Regions from separate parts of the Homo sapiens genome. Here region 2 is linked to region 1. Evidence: read pairs that join two places in POLR2A ChIA-PET (ENCODE). Cell type or tissue: HepG2. All regions are shown on one strand.

Region 1 (8,000 bases):
AGGCCATATTTTGCTTTGCAGCAAAAGAGCATTAGAGGCTTAATCTAAGACTCAGGAAAGTTCTCAAAACTCAAGAAATTGTGAAAACATAAGACCTCAGTGGTTAAGAGAGTCCTCATGGTTGCCCTTAACTCTCTGTAGTCCCCAGACTGAACTCTATACCAAAAATACAGTTTCAAAGTCTACGCAAAACAGGAAGGTGCATTTGATCTAAAGGTAACCGAGGAGTCCTGACTGCATCAAGCCCAGGAGCTCTGCCCCACACTAAGATAAATGATATGTGAACTACACAAATACTGTTTGGCTTCTTTACACCACGCAACACATGGACTTTTGTGTGCTTCCCAACCTACTTCCCAGAACTTACGTAGTGAGAACTTATCTATTTTGCAGACGATGCCGTGCATACGTTGTCTCATCTAATCCTCACAGAAATCTCATAAGGTAGGTGTCACCATCCTTTACAGATGAAAGAAACTCCCCCAGATCACTTAGAAAGCAGCAGGGCCATGGCTCACTCCTATAATCCCAGCACTTTGGGAGGCCGAGGCAAGTGAATCACTTGAAGTCAGGAGACCGAGACCAACCTGGTCAACATGGTGAAACCCGGTCTCTACTAAAAAAAATACAAAGAGTACCTGGGCATGGTGGCATGCACCTGTAATCCCAGCTACTCAGGAGGCTGAAGCAAGAGAATTGCTTGAACCTGGGAGGTGGAAGTTGCAGTGAGCCGAGATCGCACTACTGCACTCCAGCCTGGGTGACAGAGGGAGACTCTATCTCAAAATAAAAAAGAAAGAAAGAAACCAGCAGGGCCAGGATTTGAGCTCATGTCTGTCCAGCTCCAAAGGATATGCTCTTTTCACTACATAGGCAACCTCTCCTGAAAAAGCAAGAGAAGAGTTGGGTGACTCAAACACGCTTGCTCTCCCCTGCTATAGAATGACTCTGCCCTTTGCCTGGTGTTTGGAAGTCCAAGTTGAGCCTCATATCTGTGAGGATCCCCCTCTCACCATGAGGAGAAAGCAATGTGCATTCCCCCCTTCTCCGCAGAGCTTTCCTGGGCCCTAGGGCTAGAGACAGCTCTGCTGAAGCAGCTTAAATATGTACATTTCCAGGAAGAATATTCTTTAGTTAAAACCTGCTGTTTTGAATTTCTACAGCTATGGCTTTGCCTAACTTCCTGCAGCAGATGGATTTACAAAATTCTCTTGCAGAGCATGGGAGCTGGGAGCAGAGCTGCCTCCTGAAGATGGCTGAGCCTGGTTTTGTTGTTTTGTTTTTTGGTTTGTTGTTTTTCTGATTATGAGATACAAAACCACAGTGAAACATTTAGTTGTCTTCCAAATAGCCATCTTGGCACAGATTTGAAACATTAGCACGATCATGTGTCTTTAGTGTCAGAGAAGGAGTCATTTAACTTTTCAAAGAGAGATTTCTACTTAATACCAGCTCGCACAGCAACGGAAGCCAAAAGGGACTTGTTTTCTACTGATTTTCTTCTAAGCAATTCAAAATTTGACACACTAGCAGAGGGCTTTGAATGGGAGAAGACATGCTCCACAGTGTGGTGAATAAGTAAGTGGCTACAAGTCATCCCTATAGATGAGGGCAGGTGATCTGGCCATTCTAAAGTTGAGAACACAGAGGCTGTGCCTAGGGGAACGACACTGGCCTGTCAACACCCTTGGCACTACTGTGCTGAGCAATTTACATGCACAAGCTCAGTTGGTCTTCATAACAATCCTGTAAGGCAAAATAGTATTTTTGTGACAAATGAAGAGCTGATGTTGAATGAGGTCGAGCAATTTACCCCCATTCTCACAGCCAGAAAGAAGTGGACCTATGCAGACTTTCCTATTCAGCCCATCACTTCTTTTCATCTCACGGGTGTGTGTCACTGAACCCATCGTGAATGGAATTTTGCTTTCTGGGCTCACTGTCAGATGAACTGCCTTGCAGATCCAGCAAGAGGTTCTCCGAGAAGAGTGAGGTAACTCCGGAGGGGCTGAGTCCTGACCTGAATCCTAGCTGACTCCAGAGTCTTTTCTGAGCACAAAAGTCCAAGACATAGCGGCAAAATCTCTCAGCACTGTACTGGCTCATGTTCTCCCCAGCCACTCTAAGGCAACCAGAAGAGGAGGTGGAGATGCCCCTGAAGCCCAGGGCTTTTTATTTACCCCAAACTCTCCTGAAAGACAAATATGTGCTCATCAGCTCCCAGCCTCTCAGGGCTTCCTGTTTTCTTAGGTGCTCTATCACATCTGCTGCTTCACTGCCTTGGGTTAAGTTCACATCCACTGAAGAACAAAGCTGAAGAATTAGGGGTGAGACCCCAGCACTTTTCTTTTTTCTTTCAATCTAAAGCAATTCATAGATAAGCCTCTTTCCCAGCCTGTTTACAAAGAGCTATCCTAAATCTCATTGTTGTATACAAACTCCAGTGTGGGGCTTATCCTCACTCATAGGGCACAGAAGTCTCAATGGAATATCATAAACCATTATTTAGAATAAAAAATTATGACCAAAATGTAACATTTCCACAGGCATCACCAACCCCTGTAATTTTTACCATATTCCATATTTGATTTATCGCCAAAGAGAAACGTGCCCTGAGATCAATCTAAGGCAAAAGGGGGTGGTTTAGTACTCCTTTTCTGATGCTTAGAAGAGCTATTTTTATCATTAATTCAAAGATTTAGAGTAAGGTGGTTCTTGATGAAATTCCTTGTGGGGACCTTAATCTTAAGTCTCCTAGAATCCATCCTTTGCTGTACTACTTTTCTGGTCTTTTTGTGCCAAAATAAGCATTTTTCCTAGACTAAGCTCTTTTCAGTTTTGCTAGTAAAAATCACTGCAGTATACAATGTTATATTGAATATTAATATTGGCATCAGAATTTTCAGAGCATTAAAAAATGCCTGTATGACTGGTACTTCTTATTGAAAACTCATTTAGAATATTTCCCTTGACTTTCTAATTGTTCATTTGAAAATGAGGGAGGTAGATTAGATTATATATGTAGCTCCTTCCAAGTCAGATAATTTCTGAATCTATGAAGGTCTAGAATATTTCTCCAGAATCCCTCAGTAGACTCTCTTAGAAGTTAGTTTTTTAAAATAATTTAGGATAAATATTTTCATCATCCCAACATACTCCAAATAAAATTCATATTATTTTTGCTAAAATATTAAGCTGGGTTTGTTGAAACGTATTCTGAAGGGGAGAAAAGGTATTATCTTTTTCTCACTGATGACAAGGTTCGTGGCTGACACCCCATAACAAAAGACAGATTAACAAGAGAAAATCATAACAAAATTGTTTAACTAGAGTTTTACATGACATGGGAGCCTTCAGAAATGAATACCCTCAAACCAGGGGAAAATTGTGATTTTTTTTTTCTTTTTCTTGTCTTTTTTTTTTTTTTTTTTTTTTTGGCTTAGGTTCTATGAAGAACGGGCAGTCATGTAGAACTACAACTGGACAAAAAGGGAGTATGACCCAGTGGTAATAAACTGAGGGGAACTTAGCAAGAGAGTTCAGAGAACTCCTTTTCTTTTGTTTTCTTTTCTTTTCTTTTTTTTTTTTTTTTTTTTTTTTTTGAGATGGAGTCTTGCTCTGTCGCCCAGGGTGGAGTGCAGTGGTGCTATCTCGACTCACTGAAACCTCCACCTCCTGGGTTCAAGCAATTCTCCTGCCTCAGCCTCCCAAGTAGCTGGGACTACAGGCTCGTGCCACCACGCCCAGCTAATCTGTGTGTTTTTAGTAGAGACAGGGTTTCACCATATTGGCCAGTCTGGTCTCAAACTCGTGACCTCATGATCCACCTGCCTCAGCCTCCCAAAGTGCTGGGATTACAGGCATGAAACACCGCGCCTGGCCGAGAATTTATTTATGGCCATGTTTTAGGGGAGAAAAATGGGAGAAGCTCAGAGTGACCTTCTTGCTTCTGTGGCTTTCTCAATTGTCAAGGTGCTATATTTTGGGGTATCATGCCCTAGGCCCCAATAATTTCCTTTTTCCTTTCTTTCATTTTCTATAAATGCATCTACTTAGCTAAAAAGTCAAATACTCAAATGTAGATTATTTTGTCTATACAAGTTTTGCCATTTAAAACTTTTTGCCATTTAAATTATTTTCTTTATGTGCATTATGGCTTCAGAACGGCAACTCAGGGAAAAGCAGCTTACACCCATACACGTACATGCTTATCTCTTCCTGCTGAAACCAAGACCCCTCTGATTAGTGAAGACTGTTACTTGGGGAATGACTGAGCAGTACATGAGTTTAGGAGTTCCTCCTTTTTGTGTTAAGCATGGTTTGGCTTAACTCCAAACCAGGCATGGGAAGTCTTAGTCACACTAGGCCACTGAGTTTGTATTTGCAAGGAAATCTCTGGTTTGCTTTCTGTGTCACCTAGCACACATCTCCAAAGATTTTACTTGTATCACTTTGAACCCTAGAACAAATATTTTGACATCACACAGTATACACAGCAGAATCCCACAGCTTACAATGCAATAATGCACTTACTTTCAGCAAAGCAAGGAGGAAAAGGAGGGAGAGGGAGCTGGTTAAAACTAGAAGTTTCTACAAGTTAGCTTGCTTAATCAGTAGGAGGTGGGTTTATTTGTTTTGTTCTCTTTTAGTGGTTACTTTCTATTAATGAAGACTGTGTGTACTTGTGTTTGGGGTAAGCTTAGTCATTGACATAGGGACAGGGCTGGAAAACCTAAGTTAAGCTTAGCAAGTTAACACCATAGAGGATAACAACAAAGACTGTCTCTGTAAACAAACTTTAGACCAGGTTCTTTGTGCCCTCTTCTCAAATAGGCCTCATCTTTGGGCCTTGTCTTTGGCCTGCCTAGTCCAGTTTTAGCAAGAATTCTGCTAAGTCAGTCTAGCAAAAATCCCCTATCCTTGATATCTAATCACCCTGGCCTGCCTTCAGCAAGAATTCTGTTAGTCTCTTTAGAAGAATTTCCCTATCTTCGTTGTCTCCTCTTAGTAATTTTCCATTCACGGACCCCCTCACTCTGTTCATTGGATATAAATGCCCCACGGCTTTGCTATATTCAGAGTTGAACCCAATGTCTCTCCCCTACTGCAATAGTCTTGATACCTATTGCAATAGTCCTGAATAAAATCTTCCTTACTGTTTTAACAACTGTCAGAATTTTTTTTTTTAACAAGGGTCAGGCTGTTATTTGTTATGTGTGTTGTAAAACAAAGCATTTACAATCTTCTCCAAGTTTTATAGCTCAGTTTTAGCCATGGGTATTAAAATATGATCTCCTGCCTGGGACCTGAAGGCTCCAAAGCCCTTATTGCAATTGTGCTTAATACATCCCTCTAACCCATCCCCGTTTCTACCCTTCTGGGACAAGAAAAGCTGTGCCTTACTTAAAACTGCTGTGAGCATGAAAACATTCCACTGGATGGGGCTGGAGGCACAGGGTGAGGGGCAGCAGCTCTACTTTGAGCCGTAAAGTGCTAAGTGGGAGTTTCGTTTGCCAAGAAGGGGCCTTCCTGCACAAGGTGGAAGGTGGTGTTGGTGAATGAATAATTGCCAGGGAAGTATCACCAGACACCAGGATAAGATTTTATGGGTCATTGGGAGGAGAAAGCAGCTAACAGCATCCTTGTTGAGTCTTTAGAGGCACAGAGTAGAAGCCCGAGGGAGAGTAAACAGCAAAAATAGTTAAGGAAAAAATAAGCTACAAATAGTAAGGAGGGGAAGTGGGAGCACTGAGCATCAGGGAAATTTCTGGCAGAACTCTAGCAAATGCCTGCACAAAATCACACCAACCTGATGATGCTGTCATTCCTGATCATTTCCTCCAGCCAAGGGGTTGCTCTCCAAACTTACGGAAGAGAGAACCTGAAGGCAGTGACCTACCTATTCACCAGCTTATACATCAGCATGAGTTAGTTATTCCAGCTTATTTTATGAGCTGTTATTCAAGCATTTGAGTATCACCAATGGTGAGGTATTGGGTGATTTATTGCAGAATATTATTCCTCTGTCACTAAGTGTAATGAGATCATTTGCAAATTTTATTTTTTCTCTGCCTTCTAAATGCATGCAATTGTTAGACCACATATTTGACAGCTGATATGATCCACAAAACAAAGGCAGATTCCCTCTATTCATCGTATAACTTAAAGAGAAAGCTTCTTCCCTACCAGTTTCCTAGAGCACTATCAACCTTGCTAACATCTTTGCATCCACTTCCTTGGCTTAAAACAGCATTGAAAGTTGCTTTTGAGTTTCTTAATGCACTGAAGATGCGATTCCTAAAGAACCTGAGAACTATGGACTCTGATGAAGATGCATGTTGGGAGATGTGAGACAATAAGCAGATCAATGCCATTCCATCAGTCTCTTCTTCCCACTGTTCTCTGCAAGTATCTATTGAGCAGAGCATTGAAGTTTATAGCGCTGTCAATGCCATGCAGGGAAGCCCATTGGGCTGGGTGTTTTGTATTTGTACTGTAGATCTACTCTCCACTTTGCCCCTTTCTGTTCCCTGGGAGGCTGCGCTCTGTGGACCATATCACTCCAGCTCACTTGTCCTCTGGCTTTTATTAAGTTTAGCCAATGAGAGTCATTGGCAGGAGATCACAGAGTGAGAGGAGTGAACACCTCTGAAAGCAAATTTCTTCCCACTCTAGCCTCCTCCCACTCCCTCTCCCTCTCTCCCAGGCTCTATTATACAGTGACTGTAATCCTGGCACTAGGCCACTTCTCCTATCGGGTGGAATCTCTCTTGCCAGAGAACTACAGGTTGTACTAATTTCTGGTAACCACTCTCTGCCTTCCTTCAGACCATGCAGGGAGTGATGCCAGTTCCTGCTGTGCTGTTCCCTGTCACCATCCTTTGGTGGTTTGCTTTAACGTTACTCACACATTTTTTAAACTATCCTCTATAGTTGACCTTTTGAGTGGGCCATGTCTTCCCTACTGGGACCTTAACCACAACCTCTTCATTCATTGTCAGGATTTTATATCTACGTCAACTTTCCAAAACACAGCTAAAATCTAAAATGTTGTTTTTCACATTTAAGAGCATTTTTAGATTGCAAAGAAGTAGCTATAGATTCCATTCCCAGCAACATGAGGACCCCTGAGGACTCATTTTCCAGTGAAATGATCGTAACTGATAAAAATCATTTTTAAAAAATTAAAGTTCCCAGAAATTGTTCTAAGGGTATACAGAAAATAAATCTATTCAAGAAAATCTACTAAATCTTGGTAAGAATAGTGAGGTTGTGGCACTTGAGCCATGACACACTAGCTTCCTCCCCACTCCAGCTCAATTTGAGGAAGGTTTCACTCTGAGTGGGACTGGTCAAAAGGTGAGGCTCCCTTTCCCTCTACTCGCTTGTTAAGGGATATGCAATCTCGCAGGAAAGGGCAGGACACCAGTGTTTCTCATCCTCTCCAATTCCAGGTTGGAAAGGCTAAATTCCTGGTAAGTATGGCCCAGCTGTTGGGAGCTCCTTTCTACCACCCACAACCCCACACATAGAGCGGTGGCTCTACAGCAGATGTGGCAGGCCAGGAACACTAGGGCCCCAATTATCACCCTCCAGCTCACTCACAGGACTGAGGCTCCACACAGAAGAAGCAAAATAAGAAGACCAGAGGCTACTACCCCATGCCAAGCACCCAAAGCTTGGTTTTTATTCAGAGGAAGAAGCAAATCATAAAAAAGAGGGCTCTGAAGCTCTCCCAAAAAGAAATTACTTTAGGGTAGGTACAGTGGCTCATACCTGCAATCCCAGCACTTTGGGAGGCCGAGGCAGGTGGATCACGAGGTCAGGAGATTGAGACCATCCTGGCTAACATGGTGAAACCCCGTCTCTACCAAAAATACAAAAATTTAGCTGGGCGTGGTAGCACACACCTGTAGTCCCAGCTACTCAGGAGGCTGAGGCAGGAGAATCGCTTGAACCCGGGAGGCGGAGCTTGCGGTGAGCGGAGATCGCGCCACTGC
Region 2 (8,000 bases), 99 kb before region 1:
CATTCTTCCAAGCAAATAAATGGAAATAAAAAAAAAATCTTTACTCCAAGATTCACTTGGCCTTGGTGGAATGAAGAATCAGCATTAACATACCTAGTCAATACACAGGGGTTGGCATTCTTTTGATGGAATGTTGAGTCAAGCTGCATAGGTAGGGTCAGTAGACACACCTGCATCTTCAAACAACTAAAAATCTCAGACACCTGCTGATCACAGGGATGTGCAGAGAAAGGCACAGATTGACCTGATAAGTTAACCAAAATCGCTGGACCTCTGTTTTTGTGGATGCATAAATGATATCTTTAAAGAAATCAGATCTTTAACAACCAACGTAATAAAATCTGAACTTGCCCTTTTTTTTTTTTTTTTGAGATGGAGTCTTGCTCTGTCACCCAGGTTGGAGTGCAGTGGTGCAATCTCGGCTCACTGCAACCTCCACCTCTCGGGTTCAAGTGATTCCCCTGCCTCAGCCTCCCAAGTAACTGGGATTACAGGCACGTGCCATCACGCCTGGCTAATTTTTTGTATTTTAGTAGAGACAGGGTTTCACCGTGTTGGCCAGGCTGGTCTTGTCTCCTGACCTTGTGATCTGCCCGCCTTGGCCTCCCAATGTGCTGGTGGCGTGAGCCACTGCACCCAGCCCTGAACTTGCCTTTCTAATAGAGAATTAGAACACGGATTTATCTAGTAATAGCAATATCTCAAATATTCATAAAGAATGAGGTGATCCACAGGAAAATCCTAGAAATCTGCATAGCACTAACCAAAAATAAGGCATTTGTACTGTTTGAGATGATAATGTTAGGGCAGCATGCAATATCCAGAACAGGTAAGCCCAAACAAACAGAAAGCAGATTAGAGGGTGCCAGGGGCAGAGGGGAGAGGAGAATGGCCATGACTGGCTAATGGATAGAGGGTTTCCTTTGGGGGTGATGAATATGTTTTGGAACTAGATACAGGTGATGATTGTGCAACATCATGAACATATTGAATGCCACTTAATTGTACACTTTAATATGGTTAATTCTGTGTTATGTGAATTTTATCACAATTTAAAAAAATGAGTTAGGGCAGCATGTACCTACCACACTGTAGAATGACTGTTACACAAAATGTGTGACATAAACATACAAATGCAGAAAGATTTATGCTAAAAGGGCCAGCTATCCGAAGCCGCCCATTCCCAAACACGTCAAATTGTCATGATTTAACATAGTACCATCAGACTTAAAACAAGAGACTTTATACGTGGGCATATAATGTGATTGAGGAGTTTTCAAACTTAAGAGCTCAAATACCTAGTTAGAATTAAATCAGTACAATGTGACCCAGAAAAGTGAGATGAAGCTGACAAAACAAAACAATTAGTTTAAATATCAGGAGATGTTGCCTAATGGTGAAGTCAACTATATTCTGAAAAGAGCAGCCAAAGAAAGTTATCCAAATCTTATAATTTGGGTCATTAAACTGGATCTGTAAAAAAGAAAAAGGATCTGGAAAATACTCTCTGCACACTAATTTTATACTGGCAAGGGCAGGATACAAAGACAGAATGGGTGTTTTAGTTTCTGGGTCCTATTGCCAATGGTTCTGCCTTTCTTATGGCTTGCTCATAAAGTCTCAGGTTTGTTTCTGTCATTTCTACTGAAGGATTTATTTTGTGGAGAATTTGAAACATGGAAGATGGAAAAACACTTCAGGAAAAGAAAAGAATTACCTCGAATTAAATTGCTAAAACAAATCAAATTTATATCGCTGTTGGATATTTTTAAAATCTTTGGTCTTGGCATAGAATAGTTCTGTGTTTTAACTCATTCTTCTGGTCATTTTAAATTAAAAGCCCAAATAATGATGTTATATAGGGTGAGTAACATTTCAGGTCACATAAACATATGACATCACCAGCTTTCCCCATGGATAAACACACTGAAGGAAAATAATGTAAAAAGGAGGGAAGAATGAGTCCATGCATCCACCTCCCCCCAGCCCTCAGAAAACTTAGCTAAGAAGATGGTTGCCAGAATGAGAAGAGTAGTTCACATTCCTTCTTCATTCAAATATTTCTTTGTTGCTTTTGAAGATAGTAATCAATCCAGAAGAGTAAAGTCCTTCTAAACTCCTCTCAGAGATTCCTGGTACATGAGGTAGGCTGTGCATTTACACTGGAAAGTAAGGCTCCTAGTGATAATATTATAATTGTGGTAGCTAACATTTATTGAGTACTTTCTGAGGCAGAGAGAGATTAATTATGTAACTTGCCCAAAGTTGTATAGCTGGTAAGCTGTGATTCTGGGCTAAGCGCCTAAACAGTTTGAACATCAACTACTTAGCCAATCTGCCTTCTGGAACAGAATAAATATGAACACTTAGCCATACCTAGATGATCAGAGAAGGCTTCCTGGTAAAGGTGCAGCTCCCAATACAAGATTGTGTCCAGTTCAATAGATGAAGAAGAGGTAGAAGTCAGGCCCAGAACAGAGAATAACATGAGCAAATGTTCCAGCCTATGAAACAGTATGGTATGTCCAGATAATCACAAGCCATTGTGTGTTATTGAGCTTTGAGGCAGAAAATAGATGAGTTTGGATTTATAAAGAAGAGTCAGATTGTAGATGACTTTTATGTTGTGCAATGAAGCTTGCATTTTATTCTAGGGATAAGAGACTGCTGAAAGATTTTTAAATGAGGAAATTTAAAGGTTTTTAGATAGATTCCTTTGGTGATAGCGTGGAGGATGTGAAGTTGGGGGAAGGCAAGATTGGAATTAAGGCAATCAGCTGGGGACTATTGCAATCATTTAGGTGAAAAAAGACAAGGATATAAATTATGGTGCTGAAAGGTGGGAACAAATTGAAGGAGCATTTGGGAGGGGAATCAGTATGATACAGTGAATATAGGGAACGAGCAAATGTAAAGAATAATTATCAGGTTTCTCTGATGGTGGTAACTTGGATAATACAGAAAAAGGAGCAGGTGGGGCTGAGATAAATTCATTTTGGAGTATTGTGGGTTTGAGGGAGGTCTGTGAAACATCCAACTGGAACTGTTTGGGTCTGGGAGCTGTTGGGAGCTGTTTGCAGACCTCTGGGTCTGCAAATTTAAAATTCAAGGAAAAGTTCAGGGCCAGAGCCACAGATTTGTGAGTCATCCATTCACTCACTGAATAAACATTCAAAAAAAAAAAAAAGAAAAAAAAAACAGCTTGCTTCAAGAGCAAAGAGGACCTTATAAGTCCTGTTAAGGAATTTTCAGCCTTTCCTGTACTTAGCAAGGAATGAATGATGAGATTAAGCAGCAGAGAAATACGTTGAAACTCATATTTTTAAAAGATCACTCTGACAAATATAGGGAGATAGCAGTTAGCCCAAGTATGGAGAAGTAAGGCCAGGGAAAGTGCATGGAATAATAGCATAATATAAGCAGCAACTCTAGGAGGGGAACTTCATATCATCAATATGGGCAAAGAAAGGAAAATCCACAGAGGAGACCAAGCTGGAAAGATTGAGAGAGGAGGCAATATCCTAGACATCTAGGGAGTAGGGTACCAAGAAGGACAAAGTAGTTGACAAGTCAAATAAATCAAAGTGAGGGGCACTGTAAGATAAATAGTGAGTTGTGTCCATGGTGCCAAATGATAAGGATTTCCCTGGTGAATTTTGCAAAGCTGCAAATAGCTGCAATAAATGGAGGAGTGAATAGTGAACACTAAAAATATAAATTAAAACCACAATGAGATATTACCTCACACTTGTTAGAATGACTTTTATCAAAAAGAAGAACTATAAGCATTGATGAGGATGTGGAGAAAAGGAAAGTGTCGGATATTGTGAAAAATAGTATATAGGTTCCACAAAAAACTAAAAATAGATCCAGTAATCTATTGATTCAGCAATCCTACTTCTGAGTATATATCCAAAAGAATTGAAATTGGTATGTTGAAGGGATATCTTCACTTCCATGTCCATTGCAACACTATTCACAATAGCCAAGTTTTGGAATCAACCTCGATGTTCATCAACTGACGAATGGATATATACACAATAGAATACTACCCAGCCTTGAAAAAAAAAATCCTTTCATTTGTGGCAACATGGATGAACCTGGGGGGCATTGTGCTGAGTAAAATAAGTCAGGCACAGGAAGACAAATACCACATGTTCTCACTTATTCGTGGCATCTAAAAAAGTTGACCTCAGAAGTAGAGAGTAGAATGGTGATTACCAGAGGCTGGGGATGGGAGGGGAAGAGGGAGGGAATGGAGAGTTGTCAGACAAACAATACGAAGTTTCAGATCGATACGAGGAATAATTTTGAGATTTATTGTAGAGTCAGTAATAATGTATATTTCAGAATAACTAATAACTAAGTAAATTTCAAATGTTTCACCACAAAAAATGATAGGTGAGGTGAGGAGTATTTTAATTAGCCTGATCTAATCATTTCACATTGCTTACATATATCAAAACATCACATTGTATCCCATGTATGTATACAATTGTGATTTTTCAATTAAAAGTATATTAATTTTTAAGGCCAGTTATGGTGGCTCACGCCTGTTATCCCAGCACTTTGGGAGGCCGAGGCAGGTGGATCACATGAGGTCAGGAGTTTGAGACCAGCCTGGCCAACGTGGTGAAACTCCGTCTCTAGTAAAAATACAAAAATTAGCCAGGTGTGATGGTGCACACCTGCAATCACAGCTACTTGGGAGGCTGAGGCATGAGAATCGCTTGAACCCGAGAGGTGGAGGTTGTAGTGAGCTGAGTTTGCTCACTGAGTTGAGACCAGTCTCAAAAAAAAAAAAAGAGTAATATTAATTTTTTAAAGAAAGAGTATAAACTACTCTTTAAAGAAGCATCATTTTAATAGAAAGAAGAGAGCCAAAGGATATTTGTCTTAAGATGAAAGAGACTTGGGCATTTTTATAGACTGAGAAGAAGGGTGCATCATTGGGAAAAAAAAAAAAAAGGTGCTTAAAGATAAAGAAGACTGATAAAGAGGCAGGAGAAGGAGTTGGCTTTAAACACGTTGACTTCTCTTACTGCAACTTTTCAGGCCTAAATTATACAATATCTTTCCAATATAAAAAAGTTTTGTATTTTTCGAGGTTTCAGCTAAATGTGTTTGAGCTAAATGGGTTTAGCATGGATATACCATATGGATATTTGAGGTAAATGGATTTAGCATGGATATATCCATTTGGATCTATCATAGACTAATCCTTGTTTTGGACTATGAATTCCAGTCTTCTTATTTGTACTTCTCTTCTGCGCTTGTTGAATATTTGTGGCCTGTTTCTGTTAGGGGCATCCATGGGTTTGATGGATGTATTGCTTTGCCTCCTTCCAGATCTTTCCCTGCTCAAAGTCACTGCAAATCCGAGATGCCCTCCATGGCAGCCTGCTTCCCACAACTTGAAACATTGTTGTTTTACATTAATGTTTGCCTAGGGTTACTAGTTCACAACAAATGTGAAAACAAAAATGCTAGTACTTGCTGACAGGGTCATGGAGGAATTTCTGAAGAGAACATCTGTCAGAGGGAAGACTCGCCTTCCACAGATGCAGCACAGCCTTCTTTCTGTGAAGACACGGGATTTCTGTGAAATCCTACTGGGGATTTCACCTACTGGGTGAAGGACCTACTGGGGGCTTAGTAGGTCCTGAATATCGGGCTGTGGTGATGGTGGTGGAAGCGGAAATGCAAGCCCCCACAGTTACTTTTATCAGTGAAGTAGAAAGTCATTTTATTCTCAAAGGAAAATAGAAAGCTCAGAAGCAGTATAGAATGTAAAAGGAAAAGAACGGAGGAAAGGAAAAAGGTCTTTTAAAGAAGGGTCACTGTGGAGTGTGAATCAGATTCTTAGTGACCTTAAAGAGGTGTGAATTCTACTAAAATTATTTTTATTTCCTTTTGCTCACTTGACAATATTATTTTTATTGTTATGTTGATTTGAGAGTCAGCCACATGGGGCCTTGTGATTATTTGGCCTTTACATGGTAAAAGTAAAAGAGGTAAATTTGTCATTTTCTTCTTTTCTTAAAATATATATATATATTTTACAGGTAGACAAGCTGCAAAGTTTCATAAAGTCTCAACAACGGCCAACATGGAAATTGGAAAAGTTAGAACAAATAGACCAAGCCTGGGGAAATTTACTGAACTCTGGGGCTCCCTTCCAAGTATGGTGATCGGTAACCCAAATTAAACTCACTAAGGTGTCCTGAAAAAAATGGGGTCAATAAAAGATAATGTCAATCTGGAACACACCCTCTGAATTGGGACTAAACCCCAAGCCAATGAATGGAGAATGAGCAACAAGTTATAGCTCCAGGGGCCTGGTAAGAGTGAAGAAGGGAAAAGTCTACAGAAAAAGTAATAGTTCAGGGAAGACTTTATCTTAGCAGGAGCAGAAGAAGGGATGAAGTTAAATCCATCCACTGGGACAGGCCAGGTTTGCTGGTGATTAGAGGAGAAGCCTGCTGTTTAGCCATTCTGCTTTGTATAGAGTCTACTTACACAGCTTCAGACTTAGGATTGGGTTGCCAAGAAGGTGGGGACATGCAGACACCAAAATGTGCTGCGTCTCTCTCTGTCTCTCTGTATCCTCCTACCCACATGATGTCCACTGCCCTTTTTGCAGAACTGCATTCTGGTTTGGCAATATCCCATGTCTTGGACTTTTGCCAATTGTCTCTTCTTTGCCTCATTTAAAGCTTTCTCTCTCCCTTTTTTTTTTTTTTTTAGATGGAGTCTCTGTTGCCAGGCTGGAGTGCAGTGACATGATCTCACTGCAACCTCCGCCTCCCAGGTGCAAGTGATTCTCCTGCCTCAGCCTCCTGAGTAGCTGGGATTACTGGAGTGCACCACCACACCCAGCTAATTTTCGTATTTTTAGTAGAGATGGGGTTTCACAATGTTGGCCAGGATGGTCTCGATCTCTTGACCTCGTGATCCGCCCACCTCGGCTTCCCAAAGGCATTCTCTCTTTATTCCCCAATATAGTCCCTCAAGGTCTTGCCAAAGGCCTGGTTAGAAAGATTAAAAAAGAAAAAAACACACACACAGAAAAGAAATGAGTCTAAAGGCTGTTATCCCTGTGGGTTAATCCTCCTAGATAACACTGACATTTTAACAAATGCTTTTAGTGCTAAAGAGGAAATATGTGGGAAAGTTTTTAGGCATGGGCCAGGTGAATGGAATAGCCGTTTATCAAAACATTTATTAGATGTGTGTACTTCTAAAATGATGCCATGCAGATTGTTGCCTAATTTGTAGATCTAGTTCGTGCATCCTCCATCTCTCTCTCTCTATTTCTCTTTCTCTTTCTGTTTGTCCCTTTCTTTCTGTCTGTCTCTCTGCCTCTATAGCTCTATTGCCCTAACTATCTCTTTTCAGTGAAATATACTTCTCCCCTGCCATACAAAAGTATTGTATTACTGCATATTCTTCAGTATTCCCATATAGATTTTATGATAACAATTCTCTGAAATGTGTAGATTTGCTCGATTCTGTTATACAGTCAGACGTGTGTAACTATTTTATGCATGCGTAAAAGGAGTGAGTATTCTCCCAATTGTTGGGTGGAGTGCTTATTAAATCAAGTATATTAATTGTGTTTTCAAATCTTCTATATCTTTTTGACTTTTTGTTCTTTGATATATGAATTGTGGGTGGAGGCGTGGTAAAATCTCTCACCACAACAGATTTTAAAATTTCTCCTTATATTTCTGTAAATTTTTGCTTTATATATCTTGAAGTTATGTTATTCGGTGCCTATAAGTTTATATCTGACACTTCTTTCATGTGAACCAAAATCTTTTATCATTATATGTTAACGCTATTTATTGGCAGTAATATTATTTTGTCTGATAATTATATAGTTATACCTGCTACATATTTATAGTATTTGCCTAATATATTCATTACTTACTGATACATAACAAATTGCCCTTAACCAGTAGTGGCTCAAAACAATAATTCACATTTATTATCCTCTC

What was found. Peaks named below come from ENCODE experiments on the same cell type or tissue, not always from the same donor. Only the 100,000 strongest peaks of a DNase experiment are listed, where the experiment ranks them.
Region 2: POLR2A ChIA-PET joins it to region 1 with 50 read pairs; 5 of 35 experiments call an interaction of 5 or more read pairs at or near these places.

What each region holds. Positions count from the first base shown.
Region 1 is chr2:215,789,584-215,797,583 of GRCh38, forward strand. All of the region lies in intron 1 of LINC00607 (long intergenic non-protein coding RNA 607), which reads right to left. Among named protein-coding and RNA genes, the nearest start is that of LINC00607, 50 kb to the right of the region's middle. In HepG2, a CTCF peak has its summit at 5,437; DNase peaks (open chromatin) are centred at 2,218, 4,478 and 5,428.
Region 2 is chr2:215,690,579-215,698,578 of GRCh38, forward strand. The region is part of intron 5 of LINC00607 (long intergenic non-protein coding RNA 607); the gene reads right to left. All of the region lies in intron 7 of LOC102724861 (a long non-coding RNA gene), which reads left to right. Among named protein-coding and RNA genes, the nearest start is that of LINC01614, 23 kb to the right of the region's middle. In HepG2, no CTCF peak of the experiment used is centred here; DNase peaks (open chromatin) are centred at 2,083 and 3,113.